Linked DNA regions of Homo sapiens: region 1 is linked to region 2. A link is an interaction called in ENCODE POLR2A ChIA-PET data of the cell type or tissue named here. Cell type or tissue: IMR-90. All regions are shown on one strand. Each heading gives the region's core, and the rest is flanking DNA. Links, peaks and the distances in the headings are about the cores only. Region 1 overlaps CHD2 (chromodomain helicase DNA binding protein 2). Region 2 has its middle 11 kb from the start of CHASERR.

Region 1 (5,388 bases), core at 261-5,260, 94 kb before region 2:
GAAAATGTAAACACTAGATATTACGAAACTGTTAAGGAATTATTAAAATTTTTTAGACATAACAACAGTATTGAAATTTTGCTTAATAACAACAAAACGTTGGGAGGCCGAGGTGGGCGGATCACCTGAGGTCGGGAGTTCAAGACCAGCCTGACCAACATGGAAAAATCCCATCTCTACTAAAAATACAAAAAAAATTAGCTGGGCGTGGTGGCGCATCCCTGTAATCCCAGCTACTCGGTAGGCTGAGGCAGCAGAATCGCGAGACTCTGTCTCCAAAAAAAAAAAAAACAAAAGTATATATATATATCTCCTATCTAATAGTTTCATGGTACTGATCTCAACCCCTTCAGGCCTAACCCAAACAAGAACTTACTTGTAATACTGTTTCTGAAGGGCTGACATCTCCACCCTGAGAATCTGTTCCACTTTAGCAGGAAGGGATTTCTCCACATCTTTTTTGACTCTCCGGAGAAGGAAAGGCTCTAGCACCTTATGAAGACTCTGGTAGCCATTTTCTCTCCCCTTCCCATGGTCTTCTTCAAAATCTTCCCAAAATTCAAACCTAGGGAAGAAACAGTATAGTGTTATTTAGCCACATTGAGGAAAAGAAGAATAGGAAAAAAAACTGTAAAAAAATGAATCTTTCCCATAAGGAAAGACATTATCAATCACTAGAGCTCTTAAATAGAAGGGAAAACAAAAAGGGGAAAAGTAAAATGAAATCAACTCCATCAGTCTACACTGGATAATAGCACGTTTCCAATTCTCAGACTGAATTCAGAGTTAATAAAATACTTCAGTCTATCATGTAACCAACATCATCTAGAACTACTCAGTAACTACTCAAAGCACATGCCCTCTGGTAAGATGGAACGTCAGATATAGCTGGTGCCAGTACTGCCAATGGATACAACAGCCTCAAGAAAGTCACCGTCATTTCTGAACTCATAAATAGTCATTCCTTTTTTTTTTTTTTTGAGACAGAGTCTCGCTCCGTCGCCCAGGCTGGAATGCAGTGGCACAATCTCAGCTCACTGCAACCTCCACCTCCCAGGCTCAAGTGATTCTCCTGCCTCAGCCTCCCAAGTAGCTGGGATTACAGGTGCCACCACCACACCCAACTAATTTTTGTATTTTTAGTAGAGACAGGGTTTCATCATGTTGGCCAGGCTGGTCTCAAACTCCTGACCTCAAGTGATCCGCCTGCCTCGGCCTCCCAAAGTGCTGGAATTACAAGTTTGAGCCACCATATCCAGCCATACATTTTATCAGGTATTGTTAAGTGAATCAACATCAGCCTTAGTAACACCCGGTATGGCCTGAAACAATCTACAGGGAAGCAGATTATATGATCTTTTGGGGTAGACATCTAAAGTCGTCATTAAAGCCTACAGCCTGATAAACCTAAGGTAAACTGTATTTTCTCACACTGCTATGCTATTAAGCAAATACTCCAAGAACATAAAATAGGTGAGGAATTAAAACTAATAATTCAAATGCACAATGAAAATTGAACTATCTCTGGCTGGGCGAAGTAGCTCACACCTGTAATCCCAGCACTTTGGGAGGCTGAGGCGGGCGGATCACCTGAGGTCAGGAGTTCGAGACCAGCCTGGCCAACATGGTGAAACCCCATCTCTACTAAAAATACAAAAATTAGCTGGGCATGGTGGCAAGTGCCTATAATCCCAGCTACTCAGGAGGCTGAGGCAGGAGAATCACTGGAACCCAGGAGATGAAGGTTGCAGTGAGCCAAGATCATGCCATTGCACTCCAGCCTGGGTGACAGTGAGACTCTGTCTCAAAAAAAAAAAAAAAAAGAAAAGAAAAAAGAAAGAAAGAAAACTGAACTATCTCAATGCTGGAGATGATACCTCACACACTAAATGTGTGAAGTGACCGGAAATCAGTAGAAGTAGAAATATCACTGTATCAGGCTATTTTCTGAATACCTGAGAGACAATTTCAATAAGCTAATTTACCTAACACATGTTATAATAAATTAAAACTTTACTAATCTAAAAAATTAAATGTAAAGTTTATTTCCAAGATTTACTTCCTCTATGTTTTAAGCAACAAATATTTTCACCTGCCTACTGTACTCTTATTATATTAAGGGAGTTAATATGAGACACTAGTTCTTGATCTACACACACTGAGGAGATATAAGTATCATTTATTTGTTTATGAATTCTCTATGGCTGCTTTTCCTCTAAACAGCAGAGATGAGTGGCTAACAATGACTGTGTGGGCTATGAACCAAAAATATTTACCATCAGATTCTGAGTTGGTTTTTTTTTTTTTTTTTTTTTTTTTTTTTTGGAGAAAGAGTCTCGGCTCTGTCGCCCAGGCTGGAGTGCAGTGGTGCGATCTCGGCTCACTGCAAGCTCTGCCTCCTGGGCTCCTGGGTTGACGCCATTCTCCTGCATCAGCCTCCTGAGCAGCTGGAACTACAGGCGCCCACCATCACACCCGGCTAATTTTTTGTATTTTTAGTAGAGACAGGGTTTCACCGTGTTAGCCAGGATGGTCTCGATCTCCTGACCTCGTGATCTGCCCACCTCAGCCTCCCAAAGTGCTGGGATTACAGGCGTGAGCCACCACGCCCGGCATACTATCAGATTCTTTAGAAAAAGTCTGCTGCCCTGAAAACAATTATTAATTTATAATATTAGATATAGAAAAGGTATAAGGTCATAGTGGTGATGTATAAAGACACCATGTTACATCTAAAGATTCATATTTTAGATAAATCCCTGCTATCAACTTCTGTATTTAATATTTGTCTCTCACAGAACTAGAAAAAATTCTGATCTTTATAGCTTTGCAGAACACGGAATTTTAGAAAAATAGGTTACTTTAATAAGGACCAACAACGGAAATTAAACCAAAGCAGTGAAAATGGTATGCTAAAAGTCACACAGTAAATATGTAAAAGGAAAAGTGCAAAAAAAATTAAGAGATTGGCCTAGACGACAGAAGTAAAAATTTAAAAAATCATCCCAACACTAAAAGATGTAATCTCTGAAATACATGCTATCAAACTGACTTGTTTTCTGCGGTAAGTCTGAAGTATATATTTGCACATGATGGTCTTTATAAGCCGAATTTTTCAATCTTGTCATATCTTTTTCTACCCTTAATACCAAGTTCCATGCTTTGCAAACAGTATGTACAAAATGAAGCTATTGATTGATAAGTATTCCCAATATGGTTAGTCATGTGTACTCCCTGTCAGAGCCACCCTGCAGGAAAGGCACTTAGACTCTATACTAAGGAAACAGAATTTCAGTTGGTTAAAAAGAGGACTAACTTTTGGATTTTGAAACAATAGCCTGTAACATTTGAGTGGGGAAGTTCCAAAGCTATTTGACTAAACCTAATTCTCTCCTTTACAATAGTTTTTCTTCAGTGGATCCTTTCTTCAAAAGCTCTGTAGAGTCCTAAGGTACCTCAGGAACTTCTGCTGAGGATGAGGCAAAATACTTCACAAGACTATAGTTACCCATCCAGCAAGCTCAGGCAGAAATAAGGGCAAATCTGAACTCCTTAACTAATTGGTTTCCTTTTCATATACATATCTTTGTGAACAACAATTTTGAAACTTTATTTGAAAATGACAATGCTTTAAACACAAAATTTTCAAAGAAAAAAAGATCTCTTTCACAGAAAAAAACTTGCATCTCTAACTCTAACCTATCATTCCATAATTGATTCAACTGGCCAAAGGAAAATTTTGGAAGAGACTCCCTGAATGATAAAGTAATTGAAAGTTCCTCTCTCCAATTACAAAAGAAGGATATATGACATTTTTCCAAACATAGCCCATGCTGAGTGGAATGCCACAGCTACTTAATGGCAGGAAAAAGCTAATTATGACCACTTAGGAGCAAAATCCCTACCATCCACTTCAGCAGGTAGGTACACAAAAGCAAATCATGGCTAAGTATTCACTGGTAGAAACTACATACCACAATTCTTTTTCTATAAAAACAAGCACAGATGTTCCCACTGTGTCTCATAACTCTTACTACGTAGGGTGACCTTACTTCGTCTCAATGGTTTTATGAAGGATGTATTTTTTTCTCCTAGAACTTGAAGTTCAAAGGACACTGGCCTTGGTCACAGAAGATTTGCTATTGATCTTCGTCTATCTACTTATTGACTGTGTCATACGGGACATCTTTTAATCATCTAAGCCAGCATATTCTTATTTGCAATATGTAAATAAAGGAAGCCCTTCAGACTAAAAGAAAGCAATACCCAACAGCGACCTGAATACACAGGAAGAAATGAAGATCACTGAAAATGATCAAATATATGGATAAATATGAAAGATAGTATATATTTTTTTTCTCTTTTCTATATGTCCTTAAAAGACAAACCTGTGGAAAGCAATAATTATTTCCTTGTATTCTTGGATTTATAACATAAGGAAGTGAAAATGGAGCTACAGCGGGGCAAAGTTGCCCTATTTTACCAGAACTGAGTCAGTACTAACCTGAAGAAGACTGATGCATACAATCCCTACAGCAACCAATTACAATTTTTTTAATAGCAAAAAATTAACAGGAATTAAAATGACACACTGAAAAATACTTGCTGAAACAGAAGAGGGCAATAAAGGAGAAAGTGGAACAAAAAAGATGTAAGACATATGGAAAACAAATAGTAAAATAGCAGAAATAAATCCAACCATATTATTAATTCTGTTAAATGTAAATGAACTAAATATTCCAATCAAAAGGCAAGGATTATTTGCCTGGATAAAAAAGGTACATCCAAGTACAGGTTGTCTATAAGACACATTTTAGACTTACAGAAAGAAGTAAGTTGAAAGTAAAATGATGGAAAACAGTATACCATGCAAATGGTAACCAGTTCGAATGATGGAAAACAATATATCATGCAAACAGGAATCAGAAGAGAGCTGAGGAGCTATAATAAAATCACACAAAATGGATTTACAAAACAATAAATATCATTAGAGGTCAAATGGGACATTCTGATATTGACCAGAAAAAGGTCAATACCTCAGGAACATACAAAAGTTATGAATGGATACATACCTAACAGAACAACCCCAAAATAATGAAGCAAAAAATGACTAGAAGACAAAAACTCAACTACAGTTAAAAATTAAAATATTTCATTCTCAATAATTCAAAGCACAACTAAACTGGCAGTTAGAAAAGATATAAAAGTCTTGAACAACACCATTAACACCACACTGAACGGACATTTACAAAACACTACTCAAACAAAGGCAGAATACAGATTATTCTTTACAAGCACTTATCGGACAGTCTCCAGGAAAGAAAGCATACTAAGACTATTTAATAAGTCATAATAAATTCATTTAAAGCATGTTCTCTAAGACAAAAC
Region 2 (5,388 bases), core at 206-5,205:
CAGATCACCTGAGGTCAGGAGTTTGAGACCAGCCTGGCCAACATGGTGAAACCCCCATCTCTACTAAAAATACAAAAATTAGCCAGGCTTGGTGGTGGACACCTGTAATCCCAGCTACTTGGGAGGCTGAGGCAGGAGAATAGCTTGAACCCAGGAGGTGGAGGTTGCAGTGAGCCGAGACCACACCACTGCACTCCAGCCTGGTCAACAGAGTGAGAATCTGTCTCAAAAAAAAGAAAAAAAGAATTGAAAAGGCCGGGTGCTGTGGCTCAGGCCTGTAATCCCAACACCTTGGGAAGCCGAGGTGGGCGGATCACCTGAGGTCGGGAGTTCGAGACCAGCGTGACCAACATGGAGAAACCCTGTCTTTACTAAAAATACAAAAAATTTGCCGGGCGTGGTGGCACATGCCTGTAATCCCAGCTCCTCGGGAGGCTGAGGCAAGAGAATAGCTTGAACCCGGGAGGTGGAGGTTGCTGTGAGCCGACATCATTGCCATTTCACAAGAGTGAAACTCCATCTCAAAAAAAAAAAAAAAAAAGAATCAAAATCAGTGTCCCCAAGAGATATCTGCACTCCCATGTTCACAGCAGCATTATTCACAATAGTCAAGATATGGAAACAATCCAAATATCCATCGACAGATGAATGGATAAAGAAGATGTGTATATACGTAAAATGAAATATTATTTGTCCTTTAAAAGGTAGGAAGTCCTGCCACTGACGGCAATAAGGATGAAATTGGAAGACATTTTCCTAAGAGAAACCAGTCACAAAGCGACAAAAACTGCATGATTTCATTCATGTTATAAATCTGTAATAGTCAAACTCATAGAAGCAGAAAATACAATAGAGGGCCGAGTGCAGTGTCTCATGCCTATAATCCTAGCATTTTGGGAGGCCAAGGTGGGTGGATCCCCTGAAGTCAAGAGTTCGAGACCAGCCTGACCAATATCGTGAAACCCCATCTCTACTAAAAACACAAAAATTAGCCAGGCATGGTGGGGGGGCACCTGTAATCCTAGCTACTTGGGAGGCTGAGGCAGGAGAATCAACTGAGCCCAGGAAGCGGAGGTTGCAGTGAGCAGAGATTGCACCACTGCATTCCAGCCTGGCGATAGAGCGAGACTCTGTCTCAGAAAGAAAAAAAAGAAAGAAAGAAAAGAAAAAGAAACATTATGGGCCAGGTGCGGTGGCTCACACCTGTAATCCCAGAACTTTGGGAGACCAAGGAGGGCTGATCACCTGAGGTCAGTAGTTCAAGACCACCCTGGGCAACATGGTGAAACCCTGTCTCTACTAAATACAAAAATTGGCCAGGTGTGGTGGTACCCACCTGTAATCCCAGCTACTCAAGAGGCTGAGGCAGGAGAATCACTTGAACCCGGGAGGCAGAGGTTGCAGTGAGCCCAGATTGCACCACTGCACTCTGGCGTGGGCAACAGAGCGAGACTCCATCTAAAAAAAAATAAAAATAAAAATACAAGAAACACAGGCTTTTAAGACATTAGACAACAAGCAACAGAGATCTGTGATTCCTGAGAGAAAACAAATGGCATAAGCACTCTTTTTGCCCCCGTGTGTTGTCTGGATTGCATTTCCAGGCCTCAGTGCTGGGAGGGGAAACCCAGGCAGAACCAGTGTTCTCCCTAAATGGAGGAGATAGATCTGGGAGCATAGGGAGGGCCAGGTGGCTAGAGTTACCAGGGCAGAGTACCAGAGAGAATATGAGCCATAGAAGAAAACACTGATGGCCAGGTGCAGTGGCTCATGCCTGTAATCCCAGCAGTTTGGGAGGCCTAGGCGGGTGGACCGCCTGAGGTCAGGAGTTTGAGACCAGCCTGACCAATATGGTGAAACCCTGTCTCTACTAAAAATACAAAAACTAGCCGGGCGTGGTGGTGGGCACCTGTAGTCAGAGCTTCTCAGGAGGCTGAGGCAGGAGAATCCAGGAGGCGGAGGTTGCAGTGAGCCGAGATCGAGCCAGTCGACTCCAGCCTGGGCGACAGAGTGAGACCCTGTCTCAGAAACAAACAAACAAACAAAAGTAAAATCAGAGTAAGATACCACTACATGCATAGGAGACAGCTGAGAATTTAAAAGACAATGCCAAGTGTTGGTAAGGATGTGGAACTCTCGTACTTTGCCAATGAAAATGCAAAATGGCACAGCTACTTTGGAAATATTTGGCGGTTTCTTATACAGTTAAGTATAGTTACCGCATCACCCTGATCCTAGGTATTTACCCAAATGGTATCGCTATAAAATTCAAAACTATTCAACAATAAAAATTAATGAGATATTGATACATGCAATCTGGATGAATCTCAGATCTAATTTTGCTGAGTGAAATAAGCCAAACAAAACAGTGCATTCTCTACAATTCCATTTATATGAAATTCTAGAAAATGCAAAATAATAGAAAGCAGATCAGTGCCTGGGGATCGAGAGTGGGAAAGAGATGGAAGGAGGGGATTTCAAAAGGGCATGAGGAAATTTTCAAGGGTAATGATTATGTTCACCGTCTGGATCGTGGTGATGGTTTCTCAGATATGTATGTCAGAACTTATCAAATTGTACACTTTAAACACGCGCAGCTAATTGTTGTCAATTATACATCAGTAAGACTGTGTTATTAAAAATTGCATGGCTGGGCACGGTGGCTCACACCTATAATCCCAACACTTTGGGATGCTGAGGCAGGTGGATCACCTGAGGTCAGGAGTTTGAGACCAGCCTGGACAACATGGTGAAACCCCATCTCTATTAAAAATACAAAAATTAGGCTGGGCGCAGTGGCTCACACCTGTAATCCCAGCACTTTGGGAGGCCGAGGCAGGCGAATCACGAGGTCAAGAGATCAAGACCATCCTGGCCAACAGGATGAAACCCTGTCTCTACTAAAAATACAAAAATTAGCCAGGTGTGGTGGCACACGCCTGTCGTCCCAGCTACTCGGGAGGCTGAGGCAGGAGAATTGCTTGAATCCGGGAGGTGGAGGCTGCAGTGAGCTGAGATCACACCACTGCATTTCAGCCTGGGCAAAAGAGCGAGACTCTGTCTCAAAAACAAAAAAAAAAATTAGCTGGCCATGGTGGCATGCACCTGTAGTCCCAGCTACTCAGGAGGCTGAGGCAGAAGAATTGCTTGAACCCAAGAGGCAAAGATTGCAGTGAGCTGAGATCATGCCACTGCACTCCAGACTGGGTGACAGAGCCAGAGTCCATCTCACAGAAAAAAAAAAAAAAAAAAAAAAAAAAATTGCATACAGGTTGCCTTCAGATACCTCGTGATAAATAAAGAAAAAAAGAAAAATGCCTAAGGGTTTCCTTGTTTCCTTATTTGTCACTGGAGTAGCCTGTGAAGATGGTACACTTAAATATTTATTCCTATTTCATTTTTTTTTTACCACACATGTATTTTATTCTTTGACTTCTTGTAATTTTTAATTTTTTAAATAGCACCTGGTTCAAAATTCAAAAAGTACAAAAGGATATATAATGAAAAGCCTCTCATCTCTCTTTCCATCCATCCAGTACCCCTCCCTGAGAGCAGTTAATGTAGCTAGTTTTCAAAGTATCTTTCCTAAGATATTCCAGATTTTATTATAAGGCACATGCTACTGAGATAAACTAGAATGGGGTTGTATTTTATCTGTTGGCTCAAAGACTTCAGGATCAAGAGCATGTTCAACATCAGACAAATGGTCCTGTACAATCTTTGTGAAGCCACACTATCAGGCTATCAGGTGGAAGCCCCACCCCACTGCCACACCCTGCTGAAAATGCCACCGACGATCTCAAATATTTCTCTCCTCTTTGACCTTTCTCTTGCACCTAACAGTAACCTCTCACCTCTTGTAGCTCTCAGTACCTGGTCCTTCCTGACACCGCATGGTCCCAGCTTTCCTCTGACACCTTTAGCCCTTTCTTTTCCATTCATCTTCCTGTTTGCCTTCTGGTTTCCCTCTGACTCTCTACATGAAGACGGTTCCCAGGCGCTGTCCTTGAAGGGCTCCCTAAAAAAGTCTTACCGGTTTGCAACTAGCTGCGTGCACTAAGGCCTCTTTTAAGTGTTAAGTTGGTGTTTTGCCAGCTTAATGCATCACCTACTCTGGCCTCAGCCAGACTGTTACTGTCCTGTCAGCCTGTCTGGCACACGACTGCCCCCCACATTTGCACAGCCCTCCCCACAGCCCTCAAATGTGCACTGCTCACATCTCCGGCTCTGTGCCCATCCCACAGGGCCAGTTCATGCAAACTGTTTGGATTTCTCTCTTCCAAAGTGATTACTTTCCCTCCTTAGGATTTCTACCAGTTAACGCCTATGCTATTTCTAAGAAGTTGGTTTTTATCATAAATTATTATCTATTTGAGTACAAGGACTGTATCTCCCTAAGTAGACTCAACCTAGCTTTACTGGAGGTAGAAACCTTGGCTTAGATTTATTTTGTTTACTAATGCACAGCTGTAGATGCTCAAATAACTGAGGGAATGTTTGCTGTATCAAAATTACCCAACAGGACATTAAAATACCCAATTGTACATCAAATTCCATTAAGTAGATTAGGAGAACTTGATATTGAATGGGCTTTAACAAGGTTTCACCAAAGTAAATCACCACAATTTAAGGTAGCTTTTATGTAAATATAGGCTTCCATTTATGAGAGCTCCTAAAAAGCAGGATACACCCTGTATGTCAGTGATGAAAAAGTAGATTTTGCCGTTGGCACTCTGATAGAATCTCTGGAATGCTGGCATGTTATGCAATAGCCCCTAACCAGCCAACCAGAAGTATCTCAATCCTGAGAACTCTTTGGTACTTTACTTGGGCTCTTACTATTTTCAGTTTGCAGTACAGTGATTCATTTACAAGTGCCTTCTCCTTACTAGGTGTAGGCACTAGGAAGACAGACAGTGGTAGCAACAAGCCAAGCGCAAGGACCTTGGCACCATCAGCTTTGAGATCCAAACCTGACTCGGCCATTCCCTGGCTGTCTGACCCCAGCCTGTTCTGACCCCATCAAAATACATGACTAGATGGCCACACGTGGTGGCGTGCCCCTGTAGTCCCAACTACATGGGAAGCTGAGGTGGAGGATCACTTGAACCCAGCAGTTCAAGGCTGTGGTGCACTATGATAGTACCTGGGCAATACAATGAGACCCATCCCTACAAAAAAAACATTTAAAAATTAGCCAGGTGTAGAGGCACGTGCCTGTAGTCCCAGCACTGCCGGGCTGAGTTGGGAGGATCGCCTGAGCCCAAGAATTCGAAGGTGCAGTGAGCTATGATCATGCCACTTCACTCCAGCCTGAGTGACAGAGCGAGACCCCATCTCTTTTAAAAAATAAAATAAAATAAAGATTATATAGAAAGCTCCACATTG

Evidence for each region. ChIA-PET counts read pairs that join two places held together with the same protein. Peaks named below come from ENCODE experiments on the same cell type or tissue, not always from the same donor. Only the 100,000 strongest peaks of a DNase experiment are listed, where the experiment ranks them.
Region 1: POLR2A ChIA-PET joins it to region 2 with 5 read pairs; 6 of 35 experiments call an interaction of 5 or more read pairs at or near these places.

Annotation. Positions count from the first base shown.
Region 1 is chr15:92,962,502-92,967,889 of GRCh38, reverse strand. It overlaps CHD2 (chromodomain helicase DNA binding protein 2), which reads right to left. Exons shown (of 39, transcript NM_001271.4): 17 at 377-565. Among named protein-coding and RNA genes, the nearest start is that of MIR3175, 61 kb to the right of the region's middle. In IMR-90, for the core only: no CTCF peak of the experiment used is centred there; no DNase peak of the experiment used is centred there.
Region 2 is chr15:92,868,867-92,874,254 of GRCh38, reverse strand. No RefSeq gene overlaps it. Among named protein-coding and RNA genes, the nearest start is that of CHASERR, 11 kb to the left of the region's middle. In IMR-90, for the core only: no CTCF peak of the experiment used is centred there; no DNase peak of the experiment used is centred there; H3K27ac peaks cover 778 bases.